Regions from separate parts of the Homo sapiens genome. Here region 1 is linked to region 2. Evidence: read pairs that join two places in POLR2A ChIA-PET (ENCODE). Cell type or tissue: OCI-LY7. All regions are shown on one strand. Each heading gives the region's core, and the rest is flanking DNA. Links, peaks and the distances in the headings are about the cores only.

Region 1 (12,541 bases), core at 3,538-8,537, 87 kb before region 2:
CTTCTGTCTTCTGGCCTTGTGGCTTCTGATGAGACTTTGGTCATTAATCTTGTTGAGGACCCCTTGTATGTGACAAGTTACTTCTCTCTTGCTAGTCTCCAGATTCTCGATTTGTCTTTGTCTTTCAACAGTTTGATTATAATGTGTCTTGGTGTAGATTCCTTTGGTTTTATCCTAGTTGGAGTTCACTGAGCTTCTTGGATGTATATACTCATACCTTTCATCAAATTTTGGAAATGTTTGGCCTTTATTCAAATATTCTTTCTGGTCCTTTCTTTCTCCTCCTTCTGGGATTCACATAATGCATATGTTTATACCTTTTTTTTTTTTTTGAGATGGAGTCTCGCTCTGTTGTCTCACAGGTCTCTCAGGCTCTGTTTATTTTTATTCCTTTTTACTTTATGCTCCTCAGACTGGATTATTTCAATTTACCTAGCTTCAAGCTTATTGATTCTTTCTTCTGCCTACTCAAATCTGGTGTTGGAGCTCTCTAATAAATTTTTCATTTTGGCTATTATATTTTTCAGGTCCAAAATTTCTATTTGGTTATTTTAAATAATGTCTAGCTCTTATTGATATTATCTACTTGTTCACACGTAGTTCTGGTTTAACTTAGTTCTTCACTCATGGTTTCCTTTAGCTTTTTGAGCATATTTAAGACAATTGATTTAATGTCTTTGTCTAGCAGCTCCAATGTCTGGACTTTTTTAGGGACATTTTCTATCCATTTTTCCCCCGTGAATGGGCTGGGTGTTCCTGTTTCTTTGTATACGTTATAGGTTTTTGTTGGAAACTTGGCATTTTGAATGTTACAATGTGATAATTCTAGAAATCACATTCTCCCTTCCCCTGTCCACAAGGCTTGCTTTTGTCATTTGCTGTGAGCTTCAGCCATTCATTTACTTAGTGACTTTTCCAAACTATTTTTGCAAAGACTATATCCCTTTTTGTGTATGTTCACTGAAATCTCCATTCTGTTATCTCAGCAGTTGGTCAGTGATCTGTAAGAGGTTTCCTTATATACCTGCAGCCAAAAAGAAAAACAAAATAAAAGATACTCCCCTAGTCTTTGTAAATTGGCTCTGAGCTGGGATACTCCTTTACACTTAGCCAGGCAGACTACAATTCTGTCTTAGCCTTCACCTCTGCTTGTGCAGAGCCCAATTAGCCAGAGGTGCAAGCCTAGGATCATCTCATATCATTTCTGTGCATGACTTCAGCCCTGGGCATATGTGTTATATTCTAGATTCCCTGGTATACACGGAAGCTTTTCAAAGCCCTTATTCCCCCATATACATTCCTCCTTAGTCTTTTTCTTCTCCAGCTTTTTGGTCGGTCTCTGCTTTTTGCTTTGTCTGTCATCCTTTGCCCCACATGGGTAGTGTGTGTCTTTAAAGTTTGTCAACAGACATTGCCTGGGAAGCTGCTCCAGCCTAGAGTTCAGGGGAAGTGGGAGGGCAAAACAAAGGCAAGCACCTGAGTGGATCCTTTAGGGAGATGCCAAACAGATCAAAATGTAGAAACACAATTCTTTGAGACCAAGGCTTGTGTTGTTCTTTCTGGTACCAGCAAGCCATGCCAAGAATGCAGGCTACTGTACTCATAGCCACGACTAAGCTGATGAATGTGAGATGGTAGGCAAGTAAGCAAAAATGCTACAGTATTTTCTTACCAAGAATTAGCAGCCTTTTCTGGTTGCTAAAGGGTTTTGATTAGATTTCAGGTTCCAAAAAAGTTTCTTTTGACACTTTCTTCCAGCTTAATGTTTGCTTTAGTGGAGGAACTGATCCTTGGAGTTCCTTACTCTGCCATTTTTAAATAATGTACTTAATGGTGTTTTTTTTCTTTTGAAGCATAACCCTTTTAAATTTTATTGAAACCCAATTTATCAATTTTTTTCTTTTGTGGATTGGACTTTGGGTGCCATATCTAAGAAATCTTCACCTATACCAAAGTAGCAAAAATCTCCTCTCATATTTTCTTCTAAAAGTTTAATAGTTTTAGCTCTTGCATTTTTATTTTTTATTATTTGTTTATTTTCTGAGACAGGGTTTTGCTCTGTTGCCCAGACTGGAGTCCAGTGGCTCACTGCAATCTCAGGTCACTGCAACCTTGGCCTCTTGGGTTCAAGCGATTCTCCTACCTCAGCCTCCTGAGTAGCTGGGACTATAGGTGCATACCACCATGTCCGCCCAATTTTTGTATTTTTGGTAGATATGGGGTTTCTCCATGTTGCTCAGGCTGGTCTTGAACTCCGGGCTCAAGTGATCCATCTGCCTTGACCTCCCAAAGTGAGCCATTGAGCCCAGCCTTACCTTTTTAAAATTATGATTTTGACTTAATTTTGTGAATGCTGTGAGGTAATGATCTAAATTTATCTTTTTTCATATAAATATCTAAATGTTTCAGCACAATATTTAGAAAAGATTGCCCTCTCCCTTTTGAATTGCCCTGACACCTATTTTGATAATTGACTATAAATATATGGGTTAATTTCTGGACCCTGTATTCTGATTCATTGCTTTATATGTCTATCCATTTACTAGCACCTTACTGCCTTGATTGCTGTAGCTTTGTAGTAAGTTTTGAAATCAGGAAGTAGAAGTCTTCCAAATTTGTTCTGCTTTTTCAGAATTGTTTTGGTCATTCTGAGTCCTTTGCATTTCCATTATAAATATTAAATTCCATATAAGTTTCAGCTTGCTAATTTCTGCAAAAACTCCTACTGGAATTTTGACAAGGATTGTCTTGAATCAATAGATCAGTTTGAGGAAATCTACCACCTTAAAAACTTGGAGACTTTCAATCCTGGATATAGGCACTCTCTCCATTTATTTAGATCTTTGAAAATTCTTCTCAGACAACCGCTTCCTCATCCATTCATTTTTTTAAATTAATTTTTTATTGTAATAAATACACATCACATGACATGTATGATATGGTTTGGCTGTGTCCCCACCCAAATCTCATCTGGGATTGTAGCTCCCATAGTTCCCACGTGTTGTGGGAGGGAGCCTGTGGGAGATAACTGAATCATGGGGGTGGTTTTCCCTATACTGTTCTTGTGGTAGTGAATGAGTCTCACGAGATCTGATGGTTTTATAAGGAGAAACCCCTTTCACTTGGTTCTCATTGTCTTTTGTCTGCCGCCATGTAAGATGTGCCCTTTGCTTTCTGCCTTTCACCATGATTGTGAGGCCTCCCCAGCCACATCAAACTGTGAGTCCATTAAACCTCTTTTTCTTTATAAATTACCCAGTCTTGGGTATGTCTTTATCAGCAGCGTGAAAACAGACTAATACGATGTACCATCTTATCCAATTTTAAGTGTAAGTTCAGTGGTATTAACTGATGCATTCCTTTCTGAGGTCCAACATTGTGGGGTTCCTGTAATGGACCAGATGGTCTGCTGAGAGCCACAGCCAAGAAAGGGCAGGGGATGTTTCATGGGGAGCAAACCACAAAGGAAGGAGACGTCTAGAGGGCTGGATTGTGCGCAACATGTGGCTGAAACTGGGAACCCCCTTTTCACTCAGTTACCCTGAGACAGCAGGTTTATTTTAAGAGCGATGGCTGAATATAAAGAAAAAACTAATAAATAGTGCCCTCAGTTATGAGTAACACAGAAAGAATATGTTTATCCTGCCTTAAAAGCTCATCTTGGTTTGTATTAGGCTCTGGACTAATAGGGGTATCATTTAAGCAGATGATAAGACTAAGAATTTTGTAAATTTCTTTCCAAAATTAGGATCTCTAATGGGCTGATCAGACTGCCCTAGCCATTGATCACATCACTTGCTGTTTGGCACATGAGTTGTGTCTTGGTTGGGTTCCCCCAGAGGCAAATTCTAAGACAAGGATTTAAGGATAAGTCATAGATTTGGGAAATAATCCTAGGAAACACAGGGGAATGGAGAAGTGGGGCAGGCAAAGCGAGGAAGCCAGTAAAGGGCGCTTTAAGGAGAAGGCCACTGCTGTTGGCAACTGGAGCTGAATCCCACTGGGTACCTCTCTGGGAGACAATATAGAACATGTCTCCAACTTGTCCCAAAGGAGAAACAAGAAATCTGGGATATTTCTTTTCCAGGACTTCATTTGTTGTTAGTTGAGGGCTGCTTCCAGGGCCACGACTCTCTGACACTTCCAGCTTGCCGATTGCATGCACCTGTTGCCAAAAATGAACCCTCACGCAGGGAGTTGCAGGTGTTTGCAGTACAAATGCTTTGGTGTATAAAGCTGAGAAGTTAAGGGTAAGGCTTCAACATCTGCTACAGGGACCATGATAGGGACAATTAATTGTGTCCCAGCTTCCATCTTGTCCTTCTTTCTCATATCAGGACCATAGTGTAATTCTGGATGGCAACAGACCCAGCTAATAGACCACTTTCCAGTTTCCCTTGCAGCTAGTGATGGGAGTGTTCACATGGACCTTCTGGAAGCACTCTGTGGCCCTTCCAGTATTCCCCTTCCTCCTTTCTCCTGCCTAAAGTGTACACGTGATGGCTGGAGCTCAAGCAGCCATTTAGAACTAAAGAAAAAGAATAGGATAATCACAGAGAACTTGGCCCTGATATCATGGGTCATGAACAAATGTCAGCAATCATTTGTCTCTAGACTTCTCGTTCCATAAAGGAATTAGCTCTTAAGTGTTTAAGCCACTGTGGTTGGTCTCTATTAGAAGTTGGAACTTCTAACCATACAAGGGGATTGAGTGACTATCAAAAGGATGAAGAGGCTTATCTGTGTACCCAAACTGGTGAAGCAAGAAATAACCAGGTATGCTGTGTGTATAAAGTACTGACTAGGTTGAAATAAATCATGAAGAGAGGGTTGGATGAATAATTTATAAAACATCTGTGAAACAGAATACTCTGTAGCTATGCCATGTGAGGACATAACAAGAAGGTGGCTGTCTGCAAGCTAGAAAGGTTGTTCAGAAGACAACCATCAACCACCTTGACTTAGACTACCAGCCTCCAGAAGTGTGGGAAAATAAACTGTTGCCTAAGCCACACAGTCTATGGTATTTTGCTATGGCAGCCTGAGCTGACTAAAACAGATGTATCTGTATTAGTCAGTGTTCTCCGGAGAAACAGAACTGTAACCAACACAATTATTAATAACAATAATACAAAATTGTTTACAGTTGTAAGGGACTTGCCATCTGCAATAAGCTATCAAAACCACCTTTTATTTTAATTTTGTATTTTTGAGACAGGGTCTCACTCTGTCGCCCAAACTGGAATGCAATGGTGTGATCATGGTGTGATCACTGCAGCTTAAACCTCTCAAACTCAAGCCATTCTCCCTCTTCACTCTCCCGAGTAGCTGGGACCACAGGTGTGCACCACCGCGCCTGGTTAAGTTTTAAAAAGCTTTTTGTAGGAATGAAGTCTCATTATATTGCCAGGGCTGGTCTCAAACTCCTGGGTTCAAGTGGTCCTCCTGCCTCAGCCTCCTAAAGTGTTGGGATTACAAGCGTGAGCTGCTGTGCCCAGCCCCAAACTACCTTTTAATATCCCCATTTTAGACATAAGAAAACAGGTGCAGGAGACTAAGCAACTGGTCCACAGGCACATAGCCAGTAAGTGGCGGGGTCAAGATTTGAACCTGGGCCGTCTAGCCTCAAGGGTTAATAGGCCCATTTCTGGGTGGTGGGAATTTTTATTTTTAATTTTTTATGTTATTCTGTATTATCTGATTTTTAAAATGATATCTTACTTCTGGAATCTGGGAAAAATAACCAAGCTATTTCCATTTTGAAGAGAAAAAAAAAAGGACATCACAAAACATCAGTATGGTGGGAAAAGGGTGCAGAGAAGGGAAGGTATAAAAAAATCTATAGAGATGTGAGCCATGGTCCCCCTGAAGCATGTGACGTCCTTTACTTCAAGCCAGATATTCAATTACATGTATATGAAGATTAGAACCACAGAACCAACATGTCACATGGAAAATGCTTGCGAGATTTTCCCAAAGTCAAGAGTGTGTCACAGCCAAGGGGAACCTGAAGCACCCTAGGGTTGCATTAATAGAGGTATGGTGTCCAGAACAAGGGAGGCTATTCTCACTGCACTGGCCACACCTTCAGTCTACGTCCAGTTCTGGACCTTCATTTTTAAAGAACATTGGCAAATTGATGTATATTCAGAACAGGCAACCGAGAAGGTAGAGCAGCTGGTGTGGAGACAGTAAAAAAAACCATGAGACAGCAGAAGTATTTGGAAAGAGAAGACTCAGGGTGGGGGTCATGAGCAGGTCCAGACCAGCATAGTCAGAGTTGATGAACTGGAGAAGACAGTGAGCTCCCTGTCCCTGGTATGTAAACAACTCCTCACTGTGGGGGTATGGTTGGATTAACTGAGTGTGTGGTTGGACCAAGGGCAATGAAGTCTCCTTTCATGCTGAGTGTCTGTGTGTCTCTGATTCTTAGAAAGACATAGGAGGGCTTACCATGGAGGGAGATAATTATGGACCGAATGTGCTGCTTTCAACCTCTGCCAAATTCATATGCTGAAGGCTTAACCCACAATGTGGCTGTATTTGGAGATGAGGCCGCTAAGGAAGTAATTAAGGTGAAATGAGCTCAGAAGGGTGGGACCCTGATCTGATAATGTTAGTGCCCTTATAAGAAGAGACACCAGGGAGTTTGCCCTCAATCTCCCTCACAGCAAGAAGGCAGCTGTCTGCCAGCCAGGAAGAGAGCCTTCATCAGGCATGGATTCAGCTGCCTTTCTTTTCTGACTGCAGAGCTGGGGAGATGGGAGTTTACCAAAGTTTTCCAGATGCTGCACAGAGAATTCAGGTGGTGCACTGAAAATGTGCCTACCAGAGACTGGCACAAATGCGCGAAGGAATTTCCTTTGCATTCTGATCCCTAATGTTATTCCTGGACCAACTTGTTGATCATGGACTTTCCAGCCTCCAGAACTGTGAGAAATAAACGTCTGTTGTGCAAACCACCCATCCATTGTGTTATAGCATCCTGAGCAGCTAAGACAGAGGGTTACAGCAACCACTGAGCTGATTGGGCACCTCTGCAAGCTTTCTCTTAGGGGACCCTGGGGCTGAGCCCCAGCCTCCAAGTTCAGGGGTGGGGGTGCGGTGGGGTGAGCTGATTACAGTCTTAGGGCAGAGGAGGAATTGCCCATCTTCTCCCTCCCCTGCCACCTCCAAAATTTTCACAGTTAACAAAACAGATCTTCTTTTCACTGTCAAAGGTTTTAAATTCAATGGGAAGGCGGATACACAGGTCTAAAAGCAAAGCACTTGAGTTAGTGGCATGTACTAAGTATAAGAGGTACTGCCGGGCATGGTGGCTCACGCCTGTAATCCCAGCACTTTGGAAGGCCGAGGCCTTAAGCTCTTAAACACTTAAGAGCTAATTCCCTTATGGAATGAGAAGTCTAGAGACAAATGATTGCTTAGGCCGAGACCTAAGATCAGGAATTTGAGACCATCCTGGCCAACATGGTGAAACCCCATCTGTACTAAAAATACAAAAATTAGCCGGGCGTGGTGGCACATGCCTGTATTCCCAGCTCCTGGGGAGGCTGAGGCAGGACAATTGCTTGAACCCGGGAGGTGGAGGTTGCAGTGATCTGAAATCGTGCCACTACACTCCAGCCTGGGTGATAAGAGCAAAAGTCCATCTAAAAAATAAAGGTACTTATAATTGTTGCTGTTTACTAGACTAGTATGATTATTATTAACAGCAGTAGCATATTGTCTTTGTTTTTGTTTTTGTTTTTGTTTTGTTTTGTTTTGTTTTCTAGTCCTGATTTACTCTTCTCCTGGTCACTGTATCCCGGCTGTTTCTGAGATATCATGCCCCCTCCATTCTCAGTTCCTTTCCCTAGGAGCGTGCATGACTCTAGCCTAAACCAATCCACTATATTCCCTAAGCCACATTAACAGATCCAGTCAGAGTCTAACAGATCCCACGAGACTCTAGAGGGATTGATCAGGGCAAAGACTCCGCACTTGGAGCCGGGAGAACGTATTCATGTGTTCCCTGCAGCTGCTGTATGTCTCTGTGGCCACACGGGAGAAACTGCCTCAGGATGGGGTCGACCTGGAAGAAGTGACTCAAGAGATGAACTGGGCCATCAGGAATCAGGATCCCTTGATCCAGCTATGCCTGAAAGCCAAGACATTTTAGTTAAATAGGACAATAAATTCCCTCTTGGCTTCAGCCAGTTTGGATTAAGTAAGTTTCTTTCACTTGAAACTGAAAGAATCTTGACAGATACATTACTGTGTGACCTTAAAGTGCTATAATGGTGGTTGGTACAAAGTGCTATGACAGCAGACACGAGCGACCCCTGATGATACTGGCCACAGTGTGGAGGGAGTGTCAGGGAAGGCTGCATGGAGGAGGGGTCACTTGTTCTGGCCTTGGAAGGATGAAGAACAGTTCAGCGTGTTGAAAATATAGGAGAGTGCATTTCAAAACGTTCTGAAAATGTGGACAGGAAACCAAGAAATACGCTTCTAAATCACCCAAGAGACAATGAGAAAAATTGCAATGGAAAATTAGAAAACATTTTGAACTGAATGGTTTTAAAAAAACAACCACATGTAAACTTGTGGGTTGCAGCTAAAAAAGTACTCAGAGGGAAATTTGTAGCCTTAACAGTCACAGATTAGCAAAGAAGAAAAGCTAAAAATTAATGTTCCAAACGTCTCTCTCGAGAAGTTAGAAAATGACAGTGAAATAAACCCAAAAGAAAGGAAAGGAAAATTATAAAGATCAGAATTGGCTGAAAGAGGAAGGAAGCACAGCAGAGGGCCAACCAAGCCTGGAGTCGGTTCTCTGGTAAGCCAAAGACATGAGGGCGTGACTTCCCCGCCTGTTCGGGGAATGATGAGGGCCCTGGTGTGGGTGGGGAGGGCAGAGGGGGACACCAGAGCAAGGAGGAAGTGTCGAGGCCATAGCCTGCTGGCGAAGACAGTGCCAGAGCCTGGAGAAGTTTCCCTGTAGAGCAGCGGGAGCAGAACCCCACCCCATCGACGGCCAGAGCCATGAGAGGATCTCAGGAGGGGAGTGATGGGAGCAAGCTACCTTTGGTCCCTATCCAACTGGGCTGGGAACTTGTAGGGTCCTGGGAGACTGTCTGCAGATGAGGGTATGTGGCCCGTGTGCCTAGGTCTGATTGGAAAGGAGAAGATAAGCCACAGAGGATACCAAGTTTAGTTTTCCAGGAACCGGCCTCTGTCGCTGGGGAAACTGCCACCACAGCTGCTGGCTGTCCAGTGCGACCTTGGCACAGGCTGGCTTCCCTTTCAGGGAGGGGCACCCAGACCCATTGAGTGGTGTCTGAGAAGGCCCTGGAGGGCTGGGGGGAGGCTGCCGAGCTACGGCATCTCCAGCCCTTCAATAGAATATTTGGCAGGGTTTCTCCACCTTGATAGTGTTGACATTTGGGCTGGATCATTTACGGTGGGGGCCATCCTGTGCATGGTGGGATGGTGACCAGCATCCCTGGCCTCTTCCCACTAGATGCCTTTCCCCCAGTTGTGACCACCAAAGGTGTCCCCTGGAGGGCAAAATTGCCCCCAGGTTGAGAACCTCTGATTTCATGTTGTAGGGGGAGGAGCACTGGACCCAGAGTCCTACAGAAGATGTCGGCAGTGCCAAACTCATCCGCTAGGGCTGCATGACCCCAGGCAAGATCCTTCCTCTCTCTGAGCCTCTACAACCCCTACCTGCCAATTGTGGTGAGAATACTTACCCCTGCCCCCAGGATAATTAGGAGGATGCTGTGCCTGGAAGAGCAGGCTGCCACAAACAGCAGAGGTTAGGTGGGAATCATTGCCCCTGTACCTGGAGCGAGGCTAAAGAGCTGAACGGCGTGTGGGGCGGGGTCCCCATGGTGACAATAGCATGATCTTTCTTGCTTCCTTGCTTTCTCTCACCACCCCAATCCCACCCGTTGGGAATTCCTGTTGGTTCCACTTTCAAAACATGCCCAGAATCCACAGCTGTGGTCGCCGCCTGCTCTGGACATTGGAAAATTAGGGCCTCCCCTACCAAAAACATCCCCTTCTAACTGCAGCCAGAATGATCATTTTGAGACAATCATCTGATCAAGTCACTTCCACATCCAAAGCCTTCCTATGGTTGGTCAAACAAACCCTAGGTCCTGTGTGTGGCCAGTAAGGCCCTCCGTGGCTGATCCCCATTGCCTCTGAATTTGTCTCTTTCCTCTCCCCCAGTTTTCTGACTCTGGCCTCCTGGCTGCACCCCCTTCACGCCATTCCCTTCCCAGGGCCTTCGCACAGCCCGCTCCCTCCTCCTAGAACAATCTCTTTCTCCCTGTCCCTCCAGATATCTGCGTGGCTCATTCCCCTAGTTCACTCAAGCCTCTATTCAGACCTCCTTGGTGAGGTCTTTCCTGGCACCTCCTAAACAGCTCTCCACCCGCTAATTTCCCCTGGCCCCTCCCCTGCCTGTCTGTTCTGCATAGCACTCAAGCCCTCTGACGTCACACTGTGGGCTCACCTGCACATCTTTTGGCTCTCTGTCCTCACTAGGTGTCACTTCATGAGAGCAGGGACTCTGTTCTGCTCACTGCAGAACCTTCCTCAGTCCCTTTAGGGCAGTGCCTTGCACACAGTAGGTGCTCACTAAAAAGTCAGCCCTGCTTCAGCCCCACTTAGGATTCACTCTGGGAAAAAGAATCACCCCTGCCCCCCTGAGTCAGGTTGGCCTACAAATGGCAAGGCCTCTTCAGTCTCAAATCTCACATGTGGCTCACACAGCTCTGCCTTTCCCTCCGGCTGAATTAGCCTCTCACCTCACCCTCCCTTCTTGCATGATGTGCTTCAGCCGGAATGGGTTGTTTCCTCCTGGCTCCCACATGGGCCGTGTCCTCTACCTGGTGCATTCTTTCTGTTGCCATCTGTTGGAAAACTAGTTCCAGTCCTTCAGATTTTAACTTAGATGTCATCTCCTCCAGGAAGCTTTCCCTGATTGCCCAAGTCTGGGTCAATTGTCCCTCCTCTGAGCCCAAGCTTCCGAGTCTTGTTATGAACACACTGCATTGTTGTTGCTTATGCACTTGATCCCAATCCCATGCAGGTAGGGGCCAGTCTTGTATCCCCCAGGGCCTAGGACAGTGCTGGGACTCAAGAAACGTGATTGGAGTGAATCAGTGGATGAATGAATGCTCTGAATGACACCACCTCAAAGGACCTGGAGCATTCTCCTTAATCACTCTTGTGGGTGCCAATCTCCTTGGGCGCCTTTAGAAGCACTATATTTTCTTCCTGAGTACTGCAGCTCTTTTTAGGCCCCTGAAAGGCACCTGGCTCTTTCAGTTTTATGGGCATTTGTGAAAGAACTCAGCCCAACAGACCTCTGATGGGCACACCTAGAACCACCTCCAAATGGATTCACCATGGCACATGCTGGGACCACCTTCTACCTTGGAGAGAGCTTCCCACCCATTCTCTCATTTCTGCCTCCCCTAAACAGTGAGCTGGCCTGGAAAAGTCTGGCCTCTCCAGGTGGGGAGGATGGAGTCAGGTGACTATGTCCTCTTTGATGAGTGGGCAGTGAGGTCCCCCAAGAAGAAGGGGCAATGCTGAGTAGAGACCCCTTCCCCACCCTCCAGTCATCTGAGACCATGACTTGGTTATCTTCTTGGAACCCACATGGTAATCTTGGCACCCATCAGAGACTGTCCTTGTCTCTCTAGGGCTGGGATGGGGGACATGCTGGAGGACCCAGATGTGCACACCACAGGTGCCCACAACACACAAATGAAAACAGCAGCAGTAGCAGGTGTTGAGTACTTACTCGGTGCCAGATGCTAGTATCTTATTTATTCCACTAAACAACTCCAAGTCTGTGTTGTTGCTGGAGGCTTAGGGTCCTTGGGCCACATGTGGGGCTGAAAATAATCCTGATCTCTGTCCGTCTGTGATAAGAGCTAGTAATAATAATAATGTCTGCCTTCTGTTGTCTCCCTGTATTCCTGTATTAGTCTGTTTTCACGCTGCTGGTAAAGACATACCTGAGACTGGGCAATTTACAAAAGAAAGGTTTAATTAGACTTAACAGTTCAATATGGCTGGGGAGGCCTCATAATCATGGCCAAAGGCAAGGAGGAGCAAGTTACATCTTATGTAAATGGAGGCAGGCAGAGAGCTTGTGCAGGCAAACTCCCGTTTTTAAAGCCATCAGATGTCATGAGACTTATTCACTATCATGAGAACAGCACAGGAAAGACCTGTCCCCATGATTCAATTATCTCCCACTGGGTCCCTCCCACAACACATGGGAATTATGGGAGCTACAAGATGAGATTTGGGTGGGGACACAGAGCCAAACCATATCACCCCCCAACAAGAGAAGGCAGGCATTATTACTAGCGCATATCACAGATGGGGAAACCAAGCCACAGGGAATTTAAGTAACTTGTTCATTGTCACACAGATAAGAAGACATGAACCTGGGATTCAAACCTGGACAGTTCGGCTGCAGAGCTTGAGCTGTTAACGATGACACTCTCATCTTTTTCACAAATGCCCACAC
Region 2 (12,541 bases), core at 3,670-8,669:
TGGTGGCAGTGGTGATGATGATAGTGATGGTGGCGGTGATGATGTTGATGGTGGTAGTGGTGGTGATGATGATGGTGATAGTGGGGAGGAAGATGTGATGATGTTAAGAGCTAACACATATAACCACACTTACTACGTACCAGGCCCTGTTGTAGGCTCTTGTAATATATTAATTAATCCTCACAAAACTCCAAGAAGTAGGTACTGTTATTAGCTCCATTTCACAGACAAGAGAACAGGCACAGACAGGAAAGTAACTCTCTCAAGATCCCATAGCTGTTGAGTGTGAGTGAGCACACTTTCTCAGGAGAAACAAACCTCTCCCAGAAACCTAAGAGATGTGACATATTCACTTTGCTTGTTGCGATAGATATCATTTGCCATCTGGGAGGAGTGCCCACAGAGCTTAGTGTTTCTGGCTGAAGAGCAATAGACTCTTGCCAGCTTACCTCACTGATTTCCAGGAGGAGGAAGAAAAGAGGAAGAAAGGTCATGATTTACACTGGTCTGCAGTCCTGCCTTCCTCTTGGCCATCACAGACAGCTGCCAGAGTTTCCAAAGCTAAATCTCTCACTCTCTGTTGAGAATCCTTCTGAAGCTCCCCATTCCTGAAAAGTCAAAGCAGGATTTCTCAACCTCAGCACTACTGACATTTCGAGCCAGATAATTCTTTGCTGTGGGGGACTTTCTGTGCATTGTAGGATGTTTAGCAGAATTTTTAATCTTTACCCAGCAGATTGCAGAAGCATCCCCTTAGTTGTGACATCCAAAATGTCTCCAGACATTGCCAAATGTCCTCTGGAGAGTAAAAATAGCCCCCAAATTGGAGGCAGAAGGGGAGATGGGCACCCAAGGCAGAAAGAGCAGTGGGAGCAAAGTTTGGAGGTGTACAAGTATACCTTAGGGAGTGCCAGGGGTGGGGCATGCAATGCAATTCATGGTCATATTACAAAAGGTCTTAAACACAGCCTTCAGGAGATGTGGAGCCATTGAAGGATTCCAAACAAAGGAACGAGAGGCTCAGCCTTGAAATTTGAAACAATCCCTCTGGCAGCCATTCGGATGGTGAACCAGAGGGAGACACAACTATTGACTGATGGGTTTGGGGGGCGGGGAGCATCACAATAATTTAAGTGAGAGCTGAGACCCAGAGGAGGGGAGAGCAAGAGGCAGAAGGAGTCTAGGCATGCCAAGATTTCATGGTGGATAAATTCTAGTCCTTTCTAAGAGTGTAAAGGCAAAAATAAAATGTCTGGTCCATGGAAAGTGATTAATAATATTAATTTTGGCCAGGCGCGGTGGCTCATGCCTGTAATCCCAACACTTTGGGAGGCCAAGGCGGGCATATCATGAGGTCAGGAGTTCGAGACCAGCCTGGCCAGTGCAGTGAATCCCTGTCTCTACTAAAAATACAAAAAGTTATCTGGGTGTAGTAGCGGGTGCCTGTAATCCCGGCTACTCAGGAGGCTAAGGCAGGAGAATCGCTTGAGCCTGGGAGGCAGAGGTTGCAGTGAGCCAAGACTATACCACTGCACTCCAGCCTAGGTGACAGAGTGAGACTCTGTCTCGAAAAAAAAAAATTAATTTCTTCTCCTCCAGTTCTGTGCCATTGTTGACATGATTCCCTGGGCTGGCTGTGTGCTGCCTCTTTTTCTCAGCCTGCTGAAATCCCCCTCTCCTTGAAGGCCTGTGACTTCCTGAGTGGAGCCTTCTTCAGCCTTCCAGACAAGCTCCTTCCTGTTTACCCGAAGCACATTGGATAGGTGTCCAGTATATTGTAATTCTAAGTGTCTGTTTTCTCTATTAGACAGTCAGCTCTTTGAGTGCAGTGACTTTATCTTGTTCATTTATTCCTTGAATCAGTGTTTCTTGAGCACTTACTATGTGCCAGGCACTGTGCTAGATACTGTGATATAGCTGTGAACAACTGTGTTTATCCTCAGAATCTACAGAGTGCATGGCATACTTAAATGCTTATAAATGTTTAGTGAATGAATGAACAGGTGGATGGATGGATGGATGGATGGATGGATGGATGGATGGATGGATGGACAATGAAGTTATCAATGTGGCTGAGACCTGGAGAGGTTTAGTGAGTCACCCATGACTGCCCAGGAAGTGGCAGAGGAGGAGCTGAAGCCCCAGACAGTTAAGGGACTAGTTCTTGGAACAATGGGGCTCCCCTAGAAGGTTTTCTATGGTCCAAGAACAGCCTCACCTGTTTGCAGGACGACAACCTGTCAGCTCCCAGAGTTCTTCCTTTTCAGCTAGTTGGCTGAAGCCGCAGAGATTGTTTATAGTGGATTTGGGTAGCTTGTCTCCCATGTAGATTTGTCCCGTTGTTGCTCGGCAAAAGCCCTGCTTTGCCCCTGGGGGCTACCTCCGAACCGCCCCTCTCCATTCATATGTCGAGATGGGGCTCCGTGCCCAGCCTAGGACTGGAGCATGTGGCCCGAACCTAAGTCAACTAGTACACCGGTTTCTCTGGACACAGTGCCACAGAGCTTGGTCAGAGGTAAGCATGTTACTTAAATGCCCCAAGCTATTCCAGTCAGGGTGAATCTTGAGACTTTGTGGGATTTCTGGGACAAGAGCACTTATACCCTTTTGTACTGAATTTAATATGGAAGGCATGGGATTTTAATTTTGTTATGGTTGGATGCCATCTCACAACCACAAGAAGAGGGCTTTTTCTTTTCTTTTTTTTTTTTTTGAGACAGAGTCTTGCTTTGTCGCCCAGGCTAGAGTGCAGTGGCGCAATCTCAGCTCACTGCAACCTCCACCTCCCGAGTTCAAGCAAGTCTCCTGCCTCAGCTTCTGAGTAGCTGGGATTACAGGTTCACACCACCATGCCCAGCTAATTTTTGTGTTTTTTTAGTGGAGAGGGGGGTTTCACCATGTTGGCCAGGCTGGTCTCGAACTCCTGACCTCAGGTGATCCTCCTGCCTCAGCATCCCAATATGCTGGGATTATAGGCGAGAGCCACCGTGTCTGGCCTCTCTGAGGGTTTTTCAACACAGTCTCCCAGAGGACCCAGTTTCCCCCAGCAATAATCTGCTCATTAATACTCCTTTTATCGACTTTCTTGCCTCCCTGTTCATTTCCCCCTCCCTGTTACTGGTGCCCTCTGGGATCACATCACAATATGCTACTGGCCCTCTAATCTGCATTTCAGGGGAGAGCTAATCCAAGCCAGCCACCTCTGTAACATCCTGGATATGCCTCCAGTGAACCACCCCTCCCTAACACTCAGTCCAAAAAATTCAGGTAGAATTGACTCCACCTCTGGCTGTGAAAGTGGGCAGGTGATTTTCAGGAGTCAACAGTCAGAACACTGCAGTGCCTTGGCCTTACTGATTGGGTCAGAGATGGCCATGCGACCTGATAGGAGTTAATGAGAATCTTTGAAATTTTTCTGGAGCTGCTGAGATAGACAGTCACCTGTCCTTCCACAGGTGTCTATCACCTGTACCACCCAGAGGATGCAGGGCTAGAGCTCTGGGAGCCATTCTGCTTAAAACCAGCTGTACTGCCTTTGCTGACTATGAAGATAACCCATGTTTGTGAGAGACTGCCATGACACTCCCATTCTTTACCGCTCCCCGGGTCCATGCTTCTTGCCATGTAACTTACAAGTGTCCTCTCACTTTGAGCTCAGCCATGTGACTTGTATTGGCCAATGGATGTTAGCAGATGCAATGGGACAGAGGCTTGTAATTAGCTATGATCAGACTTATTTGCATGTTTGCCATGGCTACAGAAAGTTTGCAGACTGGGCTAGTCCATAGAAGGATAAGGGACACGTGGAGTAAGGTCCTCTCAATTGTCTCAGCTGAGGCCCCTGTAGATCAGCCAGCAGCCAACATATGCAGCAGCCCAGCCAACCACTACAGTGTAAGCAAGAAACACTTATTGCTGCATCCTGATGAGCACTTTGGCAGCATTATATTAGCTGGATAATTGATTGATACAATACTCAATTAAAACGTTGAAGCCACACAGAAAAGGATAAAAAATTAAGTGAAGGCTGGGCATGGTGGCTCATGCCTACAATCCCAGCACTTAGGGAGGCCAAGGAAGGAAGATCAGTTGAGGCCAGGGGTTCAAAACCAGCCTGGGCAACATAGCGGGACCCCCCCCAACCTCCACTCCTTTATTTTTTCTTCCTAATTACATGAATGTCATCTGAAATCACAAAAGTAACCACTGGTGACATCCTGATGAACATCTCTCTATATGCACACACATGCATGTACACATGTACACACCCCACTTATATAAACAGGCTCACCCCATGCAAGTTAAGTGGTAAGTGTTGAGTGAAACCCCAACAATTGGTCATCTTTCTGTGTCCACGAAAATAGATCAGTGCTCAGCAAACCATATCCCTTGGGCCAAATCTGGCCCACTGCGTGTTTTTGTGCAAACCACAAGGTAAGAGTCGCTTTTGCATTTTTAAGTGGTTATAAAAAAACAAGTATAAATAGAGTTTTATTGGAACACAACCACACCTATTCATTTACAAATCATCTATGTATGGCTGCCTTAGCAATACCATGGAAGGGTAGAGTAGTTGCAACAGAGACCTTGTGGCCCACAAAGCCTAATATATTTACTCTCTGGCCCTTTAGAGAAAAAGTTTGCCAACCCAGACACAGATAATAATGACTCATTTATTGGCAGCATACAATTCCACTGTATGGGCATTTAATCAACCCCTTATTGATAGAGATTTAGGTTGTTTCCTATTTTTTTTTTTTTTAGATGAAGTCTCATTCTGTTGCCCAGGCTGGAGTGCAGTGGCACAATCTTGGCTCACTGCAACCTCCACCTCCTGGGTTCAAGCAATTCTCCTGCCTCAGCCTCCCAAGTAGCTGGGATTACATGTGCCCACCACCAGGCCTGGCTAATTTTTGTATTTTTAGTAGAGACAGGGTTTCACCATGTTGGCCAGGCTGGTCTCGAACTCCTGACCTCAGGTGATCCACCTGCCTCAGCTTCCCAAAGTACCGGGATTACAGGTGTGAGCCAGCTGTTTCCTATTTTTTCTTATCTTAAATAGCACTGTGATGAACATCATGACCATTTATCTTTGTGCTCTTGTTTATCTCCTTAGGAAAAATACTGAGAAATGGAATTGCTTCATTCAATTCATGACATTGAAACAGGTAAAACTAATCTATGGTGGTAGAAATGAGATGGGTGGGGCAAGGTCAACTGCAAAGAAGTGAAATAAAACTTTCTTAGGAGATGGAAATGTTCTAACCCTTTAGCCTCTCTTCTTCACTTGCTCTGGCATTTGTCTCTTAAAACACATTTGCTTTTTGGTGAGAGAGCTGTCTTATTAGAAATTTATTTCAGCAGCCAGGTGTGGTGGCTCATGCCTGTAATCCCAGCACTTTGGGAGGCTGAGGCGGGTGGATCATGAGGTCAAGAGGTCGAGACCATTCTGGTCAACATGGTGAAACCACGTCTCTACTAAAAATACAAAAATTAGCCGGGCATGGTGGTGGCATGCACCTGTAGTCCCAGCTACTTGGGAGGCTGAGGCAGGAGAATCGCATGAACCCAGGAGGTGGAGGTTTCAGTGAGCCAAGATGGCGCCACTGGCCTCCAGCCTGGGTGACAGAGCAAGATTCTGTCCCAAAACAAAAAACAAAACAACAACAACAACAAAAACCCAGAAATTTATTTCAGCAAGATGTACTTGTTGTCAGCAAATGTGACCCTCTGCAAAAAGAAGATACAGGACCTGACATAGCTGCTAACATAGAATTTCCAAGTTAAAAAATATGCTTTAACGATAAGAATGTATCCTGCTACACACACACACACACACACACACACACACACACACACACCCCTCCTCTCATATCCACAGTCACAGAATTAACATCCCTTTGGCAAGACGGGGGAGGGTTCTGGGGCAAAGTCATTCATATAAGGATATTATGTGACCTCATGATGACAAACTGCCCTTGTTTGCCACAGCGTGGCTGGGAGGAAGTAGCCATGATGAAAGCACTAATATTGGGGGTGGAGAGAGGAAAAAGGGAAAGGCTAATAAGGTCTCAGGGCAATTGAAGGAGGTTATAGAACATGATGGTTAAGAAGTCAAAGGTGTATAGGAGGCTGGGCGCGGTGGCTCGCGCCTGTAATCCCAACACTTTGGGAGGCCGAGGCGGGCGGATCACGAGGTCAGGAGATCAAGACCATCCTGGCCAACATGGTAAAAACCCCGTCTTTACTAAAATACCAAAAAAAAAAAAAACAAAAAAATTAACCGGGCGTGGTGGTAAGCACCTGCAGTCCCAGCTGCTTGGCAGGCTGAGGCAGGGGAAACGCTTGCACCTGGGAGGCAGAGGTTGCAGTGAGCCGAGATTGCACCATTGCACTCCAACCTGGACAACAGAGCAAGACGCCATCTCAAAAAAAAAAAAAAAAAGAAGGTGTATAGGACAATAAAATAAGTAGGAAGGGAGCCTTGGAAAATAATCAGGCTGGTTTGTTTCAAACCCTGTCACCTGGAACTCTGGGATTCATTCATTCATTCATTCATTCATTCCGTGAATATTTATTGATGCCTGTTACATGTCATCACATCCCAGGAGCTAGGGACTGCAAAGATGAACGAAACACAGTCCCTGTCAGCTGGAGGAAAGAGAGGCCAAATAATTAGGATACAACTTGGTACTGGGTCTGAGAGGGAAATTTGGGAACACAGGTTTTCTAGAGGAAGGGTAAACCAAGCAGGCACCTGATGGATAAGTAGGCAGTGGTGAAGGGTTGGCACTGGTGAGGACCTAAAGGGAAGAGCAAGTACTGTGGTCATTGATATGGGATCAAGGCAGCCAGTGGGGGAGGGCGACAAGACAGGGTTCTGATCTAGAACTTTTGGATCAATAGCTTTTAAACAGTTTTTATTATAACCCATGGGAAGAAACACATGTTCTCTTTTGCCCCGGTACACAATCTCTCTCTCTCTCTCTCATTTATTTATTTACTTACTTGAGACAGGGTCTCACTTTGTTGCCCAGGCTGGAGTGCAGTGGCGCCATCTTGGCTCACTGCAGCCTCAACCTCCCAGGTTCAAGTGATCCTCCTGCTTCAGCCCCCACAGTAGCTGGGATTATAGGGGTGCACCACCATGCCCAGCTAATTTGTTTGTATGTTTTGTAGAGACAGGGTTTCCCCATGTTGCCCAGGCCGAACTCCTGAGCTCAAGCAATCTGCTTGCCTTGGCCACCCAAAGTTCTAGGATTACTGGCATGAGCCAGCAGGCCTGGCCTCTCTCTCTCTCTCTCTCTCTCTCTCTCACACACACACAGACACACATACACACATACAGACACACACACATACACAAAAATCTATCCTCTATCTATCTGAAACAAAGATCTACAAAGCAGTATTTCACCCTGCAAGCAGCTATTTATTTTATTATTTTTTATTCTGCTCTATGTTGTTTTCAAAATCCTAATCAGAAGTGAAATCAGCTGGTCACAAATTGGTACGTATCGCATGATTTCATTTATATGAACTGCTATAACAGGCAAAACTAATATATAGTGGTAGAAATGAGGTGGGATAGGCAAGGTTGACTGCAAAGATGTGAAAGGAAACTTTCTTAAGGGATGGAAATGTTCTATGTCTTCATTAGGGTGGTGTCTACACGCGTACATGCATTTGTCAAAAATAAATACATAAAAATAAGTGCGCATGAGGGAACTTTCTGGTGTGGTGGTGCTGTTCTATATTTTGATAGAGATTTGCATTGTACAGGTGAATGCATTTTGTCAAAACTCATCAAATGGTACACTTAAGATCTGTGAATTTCATTATATGTGAATTTTACATTAAAAACATTATGGACAAATGCTGAACTCCAGTTGGTGATATACATGTTGAAGTGTTGGAAGGAAGTGTTCTAGTGTCTACAGCTTACTTTTTCAAATGCATCAAAAAATAAGTTAGATTGTTGGATGAACAGAGGAATGGAAAGATTGACAGATATGTGATACAGTAGATATAATAAAATATTAATCTACGTCAAGACAATCCAATGAGAAAAAAACTAGTCTTTTTGTCCGGACACGGTGGCTCACGGCTGTAATCCCAGCACTTTGGGAGGCCGAGGCAGGCAGATCACCTGAGGTTGGGAGTTCAAGACCAGCTTGACCGACATGGAGAAACCCTGTCTCTACTAAAAATACAAAATGAGCTGGGCGTGGTGGTGCTTGCCTGTAATCCCAGCTACTCAGGAGGCTGAGACAGGAGAATCGCTTGAACCCGGGAGGCAGAGGTTGCAGTGAGCCGAGATTGTGCCACTGTACTCCGGCCTGGGCAATAAGAGCAAAACTCTGTCTCAAAACAAAAAACAAAACAGAAAAAAAACTAGTCTTTTCAATAAATGATAAAGGGACAACCTGATATCCACACACAAAAGACTGAAGTTTCTGGGTACAGTGGCTCCCTCCTGTAATCCCAGCACTTGGGGAGGCAGAGGTGAGTGGACCACTTGAGTCTAGGAGTTTGAGACCAGCCTGGGCAACATGGCAAAACCTCATCTCTACAAAAAATACAAAAACTAGCCTGGCATGGTGGTGTGTGCCTGTAGTCCCAGCTGCTTGGGAGGCTGAGGCGGGAGGATCACCTGAGCCTGGGGAAGTCGAGGCTGCAGTGAGCTGTGATCCCACCAGTGCACTCCAACCTGGACAAAAGAGTGAGAGACCCTGTCTCCAAAAAAAAAAAAAAGAATGAAGTTGTATCCTTGCCTCACACCACACCATATACAAAAATTAACTCCGCTGGGCGCAGTGGCTCACGCCTGTAATCCCAACATTTTGGGAGGTTGAGGTGGGTGGATCACCTGAGGTCAAGAGTTCAAGATCACCCTGGCCAACATGGTGAAACCCCATCTCTACTAAAAATATAAAAATTAGCCGGGTGTGGTGGCGGGCACCTGTGATCCCAGCTACTGAGGAGGCTGAGGCGGAAGAATTGCTTGAACCCAGGAGGTGGAGGTTACAGTGAGCCAAGATTGCGCCACTGCACCCCAGCCTGGGTGACAAGAGTGAAACTCAACTTCAAAAAAAAGTAATAACTCTAACTCAAAATGGATCAAAAACTTGTATGTAAGAGCTAATCTATGAAACTCTAAGAAACCACAGATGTAGGCCAGGCGCGGTGGCTCATGCCTGTAATCCCAGCACTTTGGGAGGCCAAGGCAGGTGAATCACAAGGTCAGGAGTTTGAGACCAGCATGGCCAACATGGTGAAACCCATCTCTACTAAAAATACAAAAAATTAGCTGGGCATGGTGGTGGGCGCCTGTAATCCCAGCTACTCGGGAAGCTGAGGCAGGAGAATCACTTGAACCCGGGAGGTGGAGGTTGCAGTGAGTCAAGATCAAGTTACTGCACTCCAGCCCAGGCGACAGTGCGAGACTCCATCTCTAAAATTAAAAAAAAAAATAGAAACCACAGATGTAAATCTCCTTGACATTGGTTTAGGTGGTAGTTTCTTAGCTATGACACAAAAGTAGATGCAATGAAACCAAAAACAGATAAACTAGACATCATCAAATTTAAAACTTTCATGTTTTAAAGGACACCATCAAGAAAGTGAAAAGAAAATCCACAGAATGAAAGAAAATTTTTGCAAGTCATATATCTGATAAGGGAACTATATCTAGAATATACAACAATTACAACTTAATAATAACAACACAACTATCCAGTTTTTAAATGAGCAAAGGACTTGGATAGACAGTTCTCTGAAGAAGAAATACAAGTGACCAACCAGCTGCTCAGGCTGGGTGCGGTGGCTTATGCCTGTACTTCCAGCACTTCAGGAGGCCAAGGCAGGAGGATCGCTTGATCCCAGGAGTTTGAGACCAGCCTGGGCAACACAGTAACACCCCCATCTCTACAAAAAATAAAAACAATTAACTGGGTGTGGTGGTGTGCACTTATAGTCCCAGCTACTCAGGAGGCTGATGCAGGAGAATCGCTTGAGCCCAGGAGGTCAAGGCTGCAGTGAGCTGTGATCGTGCCATTATACTCCAGCCTGGGTAATAGAGTGACCCTGTCTCAAATTTAAAAAGGAGCTCAACATCATCAGGAAAAGCAAATCAAAACCACGGTGAGGTGCTACTTTACACCCACTAAAATGGCTATCATCAGATAATAACAAGTGTGGGTTGGGATGTTGAGAAATTGGAAACCTCACGCACTGATGGTGAAAATGCAAAGTGGTGCTGCCACTTTGGAAAACAGCCTAGCAGTTCCCAAATGCTCGAACATACAGTCCACCTCATGACCCAGCAATTCCATTCCTAGGTGTATAACTGAGGGAAGTGAAAACATATACCCACACAACAACTCGTATGACCCAAATGTTCATAAACTGATAATGGATACATAAAATGTGGTGTATCTATACAAGGGATATTATTTGGCAATAAAGAGAAATGAAATACTGATGCACGCTGTGATGTGGATGAACCTTGAAAACATAATGCTGAGTGAAAGACACGAAGGGTCGCAAATGGTACGATTCTATTCATATGAAATGTTCACAATAGGCAAATCTATAGAGACAGAAAGTAGATGGTTGTCTGTCTGGATTTGGAGGGTGGGAACGTGAGAGTGAGACACTGACAGTTAAGGCGTCCGGGGTTTCTCCTTGACAGCAAGAAAATGTTCTAAAACTGATTGTGGTGATATTAGCACAAATTGTGAATACACAGAATAAAATGCAAAGGAATAAATTTGCTGGGTGTAGTGTCTCACTCCTGTAATCCCAGCACAGGGACTTATACATATATTATATATATATGGATAGACACTTCTCTGAAGAAGAAATACAAGTGACCAACCAGCAATTGAAAGCTGCTCAGGCTGGGTGCGGTGGCTCATGCCTGTACTTCCAGCACTTTAGGAGGCCAAGGCAGGAGGATCGCTTGATCCCAGGAGTTTGAGACCAGCCTGGGCAACACAGTAACACCCCCATCTCTACAAAAAATAAAAACAATTAACTGGGTGTGGTGGTATAATATATATATATATATATATATAACTGGGGTGGTATAATATATAGTATATATTATATATAATATATAATATATACTATATATTATATAATATATATAATATATACTATATATTATATAATATATAATATATACTATATACTATATATTATATAATATATATAATATATACTATATATTATATAATATATAATATATAATATATACTATATATTATATAATATATAATATATACTATATATTATATATTATATATATATTATATACTATATATAATATATAATATATATTTAATATATATTTTATATTATATATTATATAATATATATTTTATATTATATATTATATAATATATATTTTATATTATATTATATAATATATATTTTATATTATATATTATATAATATATATTTTATATTATATATTATATAATATATATTTTATATATATTATATAATATATATTTTATATTATATATTATATAATATATATTTTATATTATATATTATATAATATATATTTTATATTATATATTATATAATATATATTTTATATTATATAATATATAATATATATTTTATATTATATAATATATAATATATATTTTATATATATTATATATTATATATATTTTAAATACATTTTATATATATTTTATATATATATATATATATATATTTTTTTTTTTTTGAGACAGAGTCTCGGTCTGTCACCCAGGCTGGAGTGCAGTGGCGCAATCTCGGCTCACTGCAAGCTCTGCCCCCAGGGTTCATGCAATTCTCCTTTCTCAGCCTCCTGAGTAGCTGGGACTACAGGCGCCCACCACCACACCCGGCTAATTTTTTGTATTTTTAGTAGAGATGGGGTTTCACCGTGTTGGCCAGGATGGTCTCGATCTCCTGACCCCGTGATACGCCTGCCTCGACCTCCCAAAGGGCTGGGATTACAGGCATGAGCCACCACACCCTACTAGATTGTTCTATATTTTGATGGTTGTATATTTTGATAGAGATTTGCATTGCACCAGTGAATGAATTTTGTCAAAGCTCATCAAATGATACACTTAAGATCTGTGAATTTCATTATATGTAAATTTTACATTTAAAAAATTATGGACAAAAGGCGAGCTCTTCTAGTTGGTGACATGCATGCTGAAGTGTTAATCCCAGCACAGGCATTTGAAGATGAAAGCCATTGAATTGTACACTTTACATGGGTGAATCGTATGGTTTATGAATTATATCTTAATAAAGATATTTAACAGTGTTAATATAGGCCAGCATGCCTGTAAGCCTAACACTTTGGGAGGCCGAGGCTGGTGGATTGCTTGAGCCCAGGAACTTGAGACCAGCCTGGGCAACATGGTGAAACCCTGTCTCTTCAAAAAATACAAAAAATCAGCTTGGTGTGGTAGCACGTGCCTGTGGTCCCAGCTACTCGGGAGCCTGAGGTAGGAGGATTGATTGAGCCTGGGAAGTCGAGGCTGCA

The links. Peaks named below come from ENCODE experiments on the same cell type or tissue, not always from the same donor. Only the 100,000 strongest peaks of a DNase experiment are listed, where the experiment ranks them.
Region 1: POLR2A ChIA-PET joins it to region 2 with 5 read pairs; 2 of 35 experiments call an interaction of 5 or more read pairs at or near these places.

What each region holds. Positions count from the first base shown.
Region 1 is chr16:27,380,408-27,392,948 of GRCh38, reverse strand. No RefSeq gene overlaps it. Among named protein-coding and RNA genes, the nearest start is that of IL21R, 15 kb to the left of the region's middle. RefSeq lists a silencer at 10,364-10,553. In OCI-LY7, for the core only: no CTCF peak of the experiment used is centred there; no DNase peak of the experiment used is centred there.
Region 2 is chr16:27,293,478-27,306,018 of GRCh38, reverse strand. No RefSeq gene overlaps it. Among named protein-coding and RNA genes, the nearest start is that of IL4R, 14 kb to the left of the region's middle. In OCI-LY7, for the core only: a CTCF peak has its summit at 7,664; DNase peaks (open chromatin) are centred at 4,364, 5,988, 6,328 and 7,708; H3K4me3 peaks cover 2,039 bases; H3K27ac peaks cover 5,000 bases.